Linked DNA regions of Mus musculus: region 1 is linked to region 2. Evidence: chromatin contacts called from ENCODE Hi-C data. All regions are on one chromosome and are shown on one strand. Each heading gives the region's core, a stretch centred on a gene start or an enhancer-like site at or near the end of the contact. The rest is flanking DNA. Distances are from core to core; before and after follow the strand shown.

The links. A loop is a pair of places that touch in the nucleus more often than their neighbours do.
Region 1: a map of left cerebral cortex shows a loop between it and region 2 (4-fold over the local background). The contact joins the enhancer-like site here to the promoter of Hivep2 in region 2. A Hi-C loop is called at or near these places in 8 of 37 maps with a recorded cell type or tissue (Patski, T-helper 17 cell, heart and 1 more).

What each region holds. Positions count from the first base shown.
Region 1 is chr10:14,330,845-14,334,527 of GRCm38, reverse strand. No RefSeq gene overlaps it. Among named protein-coding and RNA genes, the nearest start is that of Gm40603, 10 kb to the right of the region's middle. Within about 2 kb of position 1,632, at least 2 of the 3 ENCODE cell types and tissues checked have a DNase peak (open chromatin) inside an H3K27ac peak, as active enhancers do; they include left cerebral cortex, where a contact is called at or near this core.
Region 2 is chr10:13,964,724-13,968,681 of GRCm38, reverse strand. It overlaps Hivep2 (human immunodeficiency virus type I enhancer binding protein 2), which reads right to left and starts at 2,303. Exons shown (of 9, transcript NM_010437.2): 1 at 1,985-2,303.

The DNA of each region.
Region 1 (3,683 bases), core at 383-2,882, 370 kb before region 2:
GCTATAAGATGCCCATTTTGTGGACCAAACAGTCATTCTAGGTATGTCTATGGCAGATTTCTAGGAAAAATGAGCATTTACACTGACAAACTGGGGAAAACGGAGGGGGGCGGGCATTCCACTATGCTTCATCCTATCAGCTGCTGGTCTGGCCTGACTGAGCACAAAGCAAAGGGCAGTGTGAGTCTGCATTCTGCTGGGTGAATCAGGATGGAGGTCTTCTGCTTCTCAGGCCTTTAGGCTCAGACTGCAACTCTATCCTGAATTCTCAGACCTCCCAACCATAGCACCACTTGTACTGCGTCTCTAGCTTGTGGTTGAGAGATCATGGGCCTTCTCAGCCTCCACCATCATGTGAACTAATATCCTCTGACAAATATACATATATGAACGTATATAATGTATTCTATCATGCATACCTACAACGTACATAGACCATGTATTTATGACGCCATTGTCGTGTGTGCTCTGTTTCTCTGAAAGCACATCTTCTGCACTGCATTTTTTCTGTGAAAGCATAGCATTCCTTGCCCTGGGGGCTGTGAGGAGAAACAGGGCAGTGTTCAACAGAAAGCCTATGAACCCCTAATCCACTTGGACCGGGTCCTTGATGCACTAGCCGAATCCCTAAGACCCTTCACATCCTTATCTCAATCTTCCTCTTCCCCATTAGTAAGCTAAGTGCATGTGTGGTGCTCAGTAAACAGTGGGGTCACATCAGTCCCCACAGATGATAAAGTTGTTCTTTACAAAGTTTGCGAGTGGGAGCCTATTCACTGAATAAAAGATGTGCGCCTGGGTTGCAAGAATTTAAACGTTACCATCTCCTTCAGAAGGTGCAGGTTTTCCTTTAAGTCCACATGCATTATTCATCAGCTTTAATTCTGTCGTGTTGACCTAGAATTTCATGGCCCTGCAATGCTGCTGCATACCAAGCATCTTCTAGGAATAAAGGTCTTTCTGAAGCTTCAAATAACATAGAGGCTCCTGTATCTCTATTTCCTGGTGTATCATGTGACAACCCATCATAAGCCCTCCATAAAGTCTTCTCCTTTCTAGTGGAAGAAATTCATCTGCCAGCACTGCTCTGAGCACAGAATACATTCCTGCCCTGGAAATGCATGCTTAAATATTTAATGCAAGCATGAATGTGAAGAGCTTCTGGCAGCTGCGGGAAAAGGAGCTGATGGGAAGGGGGAAATAAACTTCATTTGAGAAGATTAAATGAGCTGAAAAATGGCCTCAGTGGTATTCTATAACTCTATAGTAAACAAACCCTGGAGACCAAAAACAAAAACAAAACAAAACAAAACAAACAAACAAACAAACAAACAAAAAGCACATGGAATGCTTGTCCCATGCAAGAAAGTGAACACAGTACAGAATATTCAGGGGGTTCCAGTTTGAAGTAAAATCCAGGCTAGGACAGTGCCAACCACTGTCTACAGCCTCCCTTATAAATCAGCCCTGCCCCTGGGGAAGACAGATGGCTTAGTATCTAACACAGACATAACCACAACCCAAGCTGAGTGAGACCTGCCAGCAGCCAAAGAACAAGGGCGCCTTAGAGAAAAGATAAATTGGGCTCTCTTTAAACCCCACTGAAGCTGTTCCTCTGGCAACTCCAGGTACAGCAGGGGGCACCAGCATCTTCCAACACACAGGCTACCAGCTGTACAACCTTGGCAAGACAGCCTGTAACCACAGCCATGTGATGGTGTGTCATTAACTCGAGCTCTCGAGCCCCAGGGTCTTCCAGACTGTGCACAGGCATGGCTGGAGTCGGCTTTTGAAGGTTGAGAGCATCTGCATTCCAGGGCTGGGTTGGAGCAGGGAATGTTAGTCAGCTTTCCTCAGCACAGAAAGTACCAGACTTACTCCCTGCCAACTTATAAATAAATGATGTAGGTGGAGCACGCAGGGTCACAGCTACCCAGGCTAAAGGCCCATGCACTTCTGTTTCCAGGAAAGTCAGAATGAAATAACAGAGCCCTGAAAGCAGCAGGAACTTCTCAAAGCCAGGAAAAACCTGTGGGGTCAGGGCAGCTTGGAGGACTGATGGCGGTGACCACGTAAAGCAAGACTCTCAGGCATAAGTCATTCCCTTTTGTGTGGTTCATTTTGATTAACTTGCCTTGTGCATATGGAACATCTTGTACACCAAGAAAGCCCATGCAGAATTGGCTTTGTTGAGGGTGTACTTTTAAAGTTCAACACTTTTAAAGATAGAATAAATCTCAGATGAGATAAAAAGTAGTGCTCTATGATAAAAGGTGGAGTATCAAATAGTCTTTCTTCAAAAGGCTTCTAGGAACCTATCACATATAGATATACACATTCCGATACACACTCCTGGATCCAGATTTTAAACTTGATAGGCAACTCTTCATTCTGTGATAGTCTCAGGTTTTTTTTTTTTTTTTTTTTTAACTTTCATAGCTAACCTAAGAAGCTACTCACATTATGAGAATGTGCACGGCCTCCCTGAAGTCATGTGATCATATTCTACCCATTAAGATGACGGCACTCAGGTGAGAGTCTGTGGGAAATAATTAGGTTGTGGGGGAGGAGCCTCACTAATGAGGCCACCATCTTTATAATGAGGCCTCGGCAGCACATTTATTATTATTGTGTGAAAATACAAAGAAAATGGCAGTCAATTATCCCCAAAGATGGCCCTCACTGGTACCACCAACCCCCCAGACCTATGCAGAACAAGTTGCTATTGCTCATAATCTGAACTTCTTCAAGAAACATTCCCGTGTGATGCTTTGTGGAAGGAGTAGTTTGTGTCTCCCCTTCATAACCATATGGACAAGCATTACGTACTGCTGTTATGGGACTGATTCTTGACAATGCTCTGTGGCCACCTCTCTCTGAGGCCAATTTGATTTACTTTCTGGACTCACCTGGAGGTCATCTTGATTACTGAACAGAAAACATCCAGCCAAACTATATTAGTCTGAAAACAAGGACTTAAAATACCTAGAATATTTTTTGTCTCCAATTCCATGGTTCCCTAGGGTTTCCTTTGGACTCTGGAATCAAGAAAGCTGCTGGAATCTGGAGCAATAAATAATGCTTAGGATTTTGTGAAATATTTATGTTCACTCATGAATTTGAGGGACATTTAAAATATGACATAGGCATGGATTCCCAATCAGCTATTAGTAGAAGCTGCAGTTTGCTTTTGCCTGGCATTTCCAGATAGCATACTGCAATGGGTATGGTGGAAAATCAAAAATGTAAACTGCATATCTCTGTAAAGCCAAAAACTTATAATTCAAACACTATAAATTAGGACCTCAAGATGCTGAACTGTGAGTGGACCACAGCATTACTTTCTATAGCAGGTAGGTGAAGACCAGGAGGTGGCTAATTTCCTGGCATCTTTATTCATTTTTCAAATGCCACCAAACAGTGTCATTTTCTCAGTTTGTGTGATTTGAAAAAGAATCTCGAAGCTCCAATTAAGCTTGTAATGGATTTGACTATTCTGTCCCTGACTTCACAATGTGTTGGAGTTGGGGCAAGGTGCCAGTCACCTCTTAGAATCCATTATCTCTTGGCATTATCTCTGAGCTTGCTGACTCTGACCACATGCAAACCTTCAGTCTTCGTTTATTTTTTGGTTGCTATGATAAAATATGATAAAGAGCATCTAAAAATAGAGTTAATGTGGC
Region 2 (3,958 bases), core at 1,054-3,553:
GGACTCTGCATTGACAAGAAGAAGAAGAAGAAGAAGAAGAAGAAGAAGAAGAAGAAGAAGAAGAAGAAGAAGAAGAAACAAAAACAGCCCTCCTGTGAGTTATTGAAGTCTTGCTTTGGAAGTGGAAGAAAGTACCAATATAGTTTTTAAATAGAGTTATTTTTAAAATGGCAGAAAAGGAAGAACGAAAAAAATCAGTTCAATTTTTCTATTATAATGAAAGGACCGGAAGCAAGCCTCTCTGTGTTCATTTTAGGCCTAAATAACTGTGCAGAGCATAAGGGTTTTGCAATGTCAGTTGCACACACAGCTTCCTGTGTGAATTCTAAGCCATTACAGGTGTCCTGGGGTTTCCAGTGTAACCTATTATCAAGAGATTCCTCTGGTCGCCTCTATGCTAACCCCTCTGCCCTCTGTTCTCAGCCCAAGCACGTTTCTGCGGGTCTCCTCCAGGCGACTGTATTACAGACCCTTTCTCTTCTCTGCGTCTCCGAGGTGAGAGCGCCCACTTTCCCTTGGCGACGCAAGTCAAAAGCTTTCGCATTCAGAGGACTAGTTCCTGCAGTCCTTTGCACTTAGATGCTTTCAAGTAGGCGACTGAGGAACCACTACAAGAGACCCTGCTTCCCCTCGGTCTCTTCCCCACTGGGAGCCGCATCCCTGCAGCACAACATCCAGAGACCCTCTCCGACCTTCTAGCCTCCACAGAGACTGAGCGTGGAGGGTTGGGGTCGCATTTTCTCCTGTCCTCTGCTGCACTGGATATGTTATGTAAGAGGGACAGGACGCGGGAGGCACATGCGTATAAAGCGCACCGATCTGTGATAACAGCTGGGATGGCAAGGCTGATCTGGAGTCGTTCCCCCACCAAATACGACAGACACATCACCCTCACCACACACACACACACACACACACACACACACACATACATAGACGCTATGTTTTCCTGTCTTAGCCCTACCAGCACCAGACGCACAGAATGGAAAGGAGGGGGTTGGGGGTGAAGGGAGGTGAGAGGTGCGGCGGCAGCAGCACATCTGCTTTGATAGCAGCCAGCAGAGCCGCCGCGGCAGAGAGCCCCTCGTTAACCCCCTTCCTGTGGCTGCACCACGTCATGGAACATTCCCGGAACGGGCCAACGTTCCACCCACTTCAGGGAACAGACATAAAGGCGCAGACCCAGCTCCTCGCGGTGCACTGCCCAAACACACATGTTTCTTCCCGATCCCCCGACCAGAAGCACAAACAAGCATGCAATCCGCCCCCACCCGTCTCCAAGCGCCGGGGGCCAGCCGGCGGCGGCTGGAGCCGCTCTGCGGCCGGTGCACCCGCAAGGCGAGGGCGCCTCCGCCTGAACCTTCCATGGAGACAGTCCCCTCCTTCTTCGCTTCCTTCCTTCCTTCTCTCCTTCCTTCCTTCCTCGCTCGGGAGGAGAAAGGAGTCACAGAAATGCCCAGCGCCAGCGCCTCCGCTGCGCTCGCTCGGCCGCAGGCCGGCAGCCCGGCCCTTGCCGTCCGCTCGCCCGCTCGCCCTCCCGCCCGCACCGCCCCCAGCCCCGCGCCGCGCCGCGCCCCCTCCCCCGCTACTTGACAACGGACCGCCGGCCGCGGCAGCCGCAGCGGTGGCCCGGCGGTGCGCGCCGGTGCACGTCCCTCATTAGTAACCAGGCACATTCCTGCCTCCAGCGCTCCCGCGCGGCCCCCTCCCCCCAGGACATTACGCAAAGCAGCCTCCCCTCATCTGCATAGAACCTCGGCCAGGGTATTCCCCGCATTTCCTAATGCGCCCGACCCCCCCCCCCTTGCTTAGGTCTCCCCCATCCCCGCCTCCTCCGACCCTTACCCCTGGGCCACCAGGAAAGCGGCCGGGGGCGCGCGCCGCGAAGGGGGCGATGGAGTTGGGCGAAGGCGATTTCAGGGTAAAGTGAAACAAGCTCGATCTCTGGTGCAGGCAGGAAAAACACAGAACCGAGGCCACTTACCGAGCCGAGAAGGGACCTAGATTCCCGCCGCTCTGCTCTGCCAGCGGCCGGTGCGCCCTCCACGCACCCCAGGGCTGCACCCAGTACCCAAGAGTCGAAGCGTGGAGGGAGGCTGCTACCCAGCCAGAGGACCTTTCAAGTTGCTCGGGCTCCGGGCAAGCTTCAATGTCCAAGACTCAACTTGGCAAATACTTGTGCCACAGTCACCGAAGATGTCTTTTTTTTTTTTTCTTTTTCCTTTTTCTTTCTCTTTTTGCGGAGACCCTCCTCCACCGGGGAGAGACAGCGCACGGCGGCGCCCCGCTCTCCAGCTCTCCACCCCCTCACCTCCAGCCCGCCTCCCGCCGGCCGCCAGCCTCCCGGCCGCGAGCCCCTCGGGCGGCTGTCAGCTCCCGGCAGTCCGGGTGACAGCGGCCGAAGGAGGGCGCGACGCGGCGGGCGGTGGGGGGGATCCTCGCAGCCGCGGCGGCCGCTCACCTGTAAAGTCACCGCAGCGCAGGAGGAGGAAGAGGAGAGAGAGGAGGAGGGGAGGAAAGCCCCCCGGTGCCCTTGTTCTTGCTGCGGCGGCTGCTCCTCGCCCAGGCTGAGCGTGTCTGGTGGGGGGTGTCTGGTAGCATTTCCTTAAGGACAGAGGGAGGGCGGGCGTGGAGGGAGGGAGGAGGGAGGGAGGCGATCCCCACCGCCAGCCCAGGCTCCTCTTGTCTTTATTTATATATTTATTTATTTTCGGACACTGTTAGGAGATGGAGCCAGGGCGGGGGCCAGGGCCGCTAGGCTGGGGCTTGAGCCGCAGGACCCGGGCCGCAGTTTGTCGGCGTGCGGGAGCCGCAGCGGCCACCTCCCCTCCGGGCTGTGGACGCACCGGGTTATTCCTGGCAGCGCCTCCCCGAACAGAAGTTACTAGGAGGAGTGCGCGGCGAGGGCGGGCGGGGGAGAGGGGAGGGAGGGAGGAAGAGGGAGAGACTCAGCCAGCGACGTCATCGGATCCCCCAGCGCGTCCCTGGGAGGGAGGCTGAACCAGAAAAACCAGTCTGGAGCAGGCCAGCGGGGCGAAGGATGTGCGACCCGGACTGGCCCTGATGCGGGCGCGCGGGGAGGGAAGGTCGCGGTCGCGCTCTCTTGCCTCGGAGCCGAGATCTCCGCTGAGAGCGGGTATCGGCTTGCCACGCAGAAACACTGGCGAGTCTGGAGCGGTCTGAGAATTTCCTACTAGGGTGTGGAAACCTCCTTCGCGCCCATTCCCTTCCCTCTCTAGCCCCCTTTCCCACGTACTGGTTCCTTGTGATCTGTGGGATCCTTACATTTTGCCCGCGTACCAAGGATTTCTCGCCTCTTCACCCTCCAGCTGCACTCACGATTTTGTTAACAATTCGGGTGGTGGTGGGGAATTATGTTGCAGCCCCTGGAGCTCACAGTGTGTTTCACTAGCATTTTCCGTGCCGGGGCGGAAGCACGAAGTTTTCACGAGCTCGAAACGCCCCAATTGCTTTCCCCGGGGTCACTCCCCAGGGCGCCCCGGGTGCACCCTGCTCAGGAAGCCGCCCGCCCTCGTCTGGGTATTCAAATAGGCTAGGGCAGCGGTGCGGGGAGCAGCTGCCGGCTTCCTGGGGGGCCGAGCGGGGGAAAGGGGGCGAGCTGCCACCTCCAGCTGCGCGCTTCTGGTTCTCTGCTAGGGACTGAAATCACACCCAGCCCTGGGAGAGCTGGGCGGGGCTGGGGGAGGGGAAGGGAATCCCAAGCGAGTAGGGGCCGGGACTCTGGCTTCCTCCCCAGCCCGGCAACACCCGGGGGACACCGGGGCTCCCTCGGGCCGTTACCCAGCGTGTGTGGACTCGTGTGCACCCTCAAGGGAGGTTCCCAAGAGGTCGCTGCGCTGGAGCGCAGACACTGGCTTCTGGGCGGTGCCGGCGCCCGGAGCGCCTCCTCCGGGTGGGCTCTCCACGGAGCTCGACCGCGCGCCGCCCACTCTTTGGA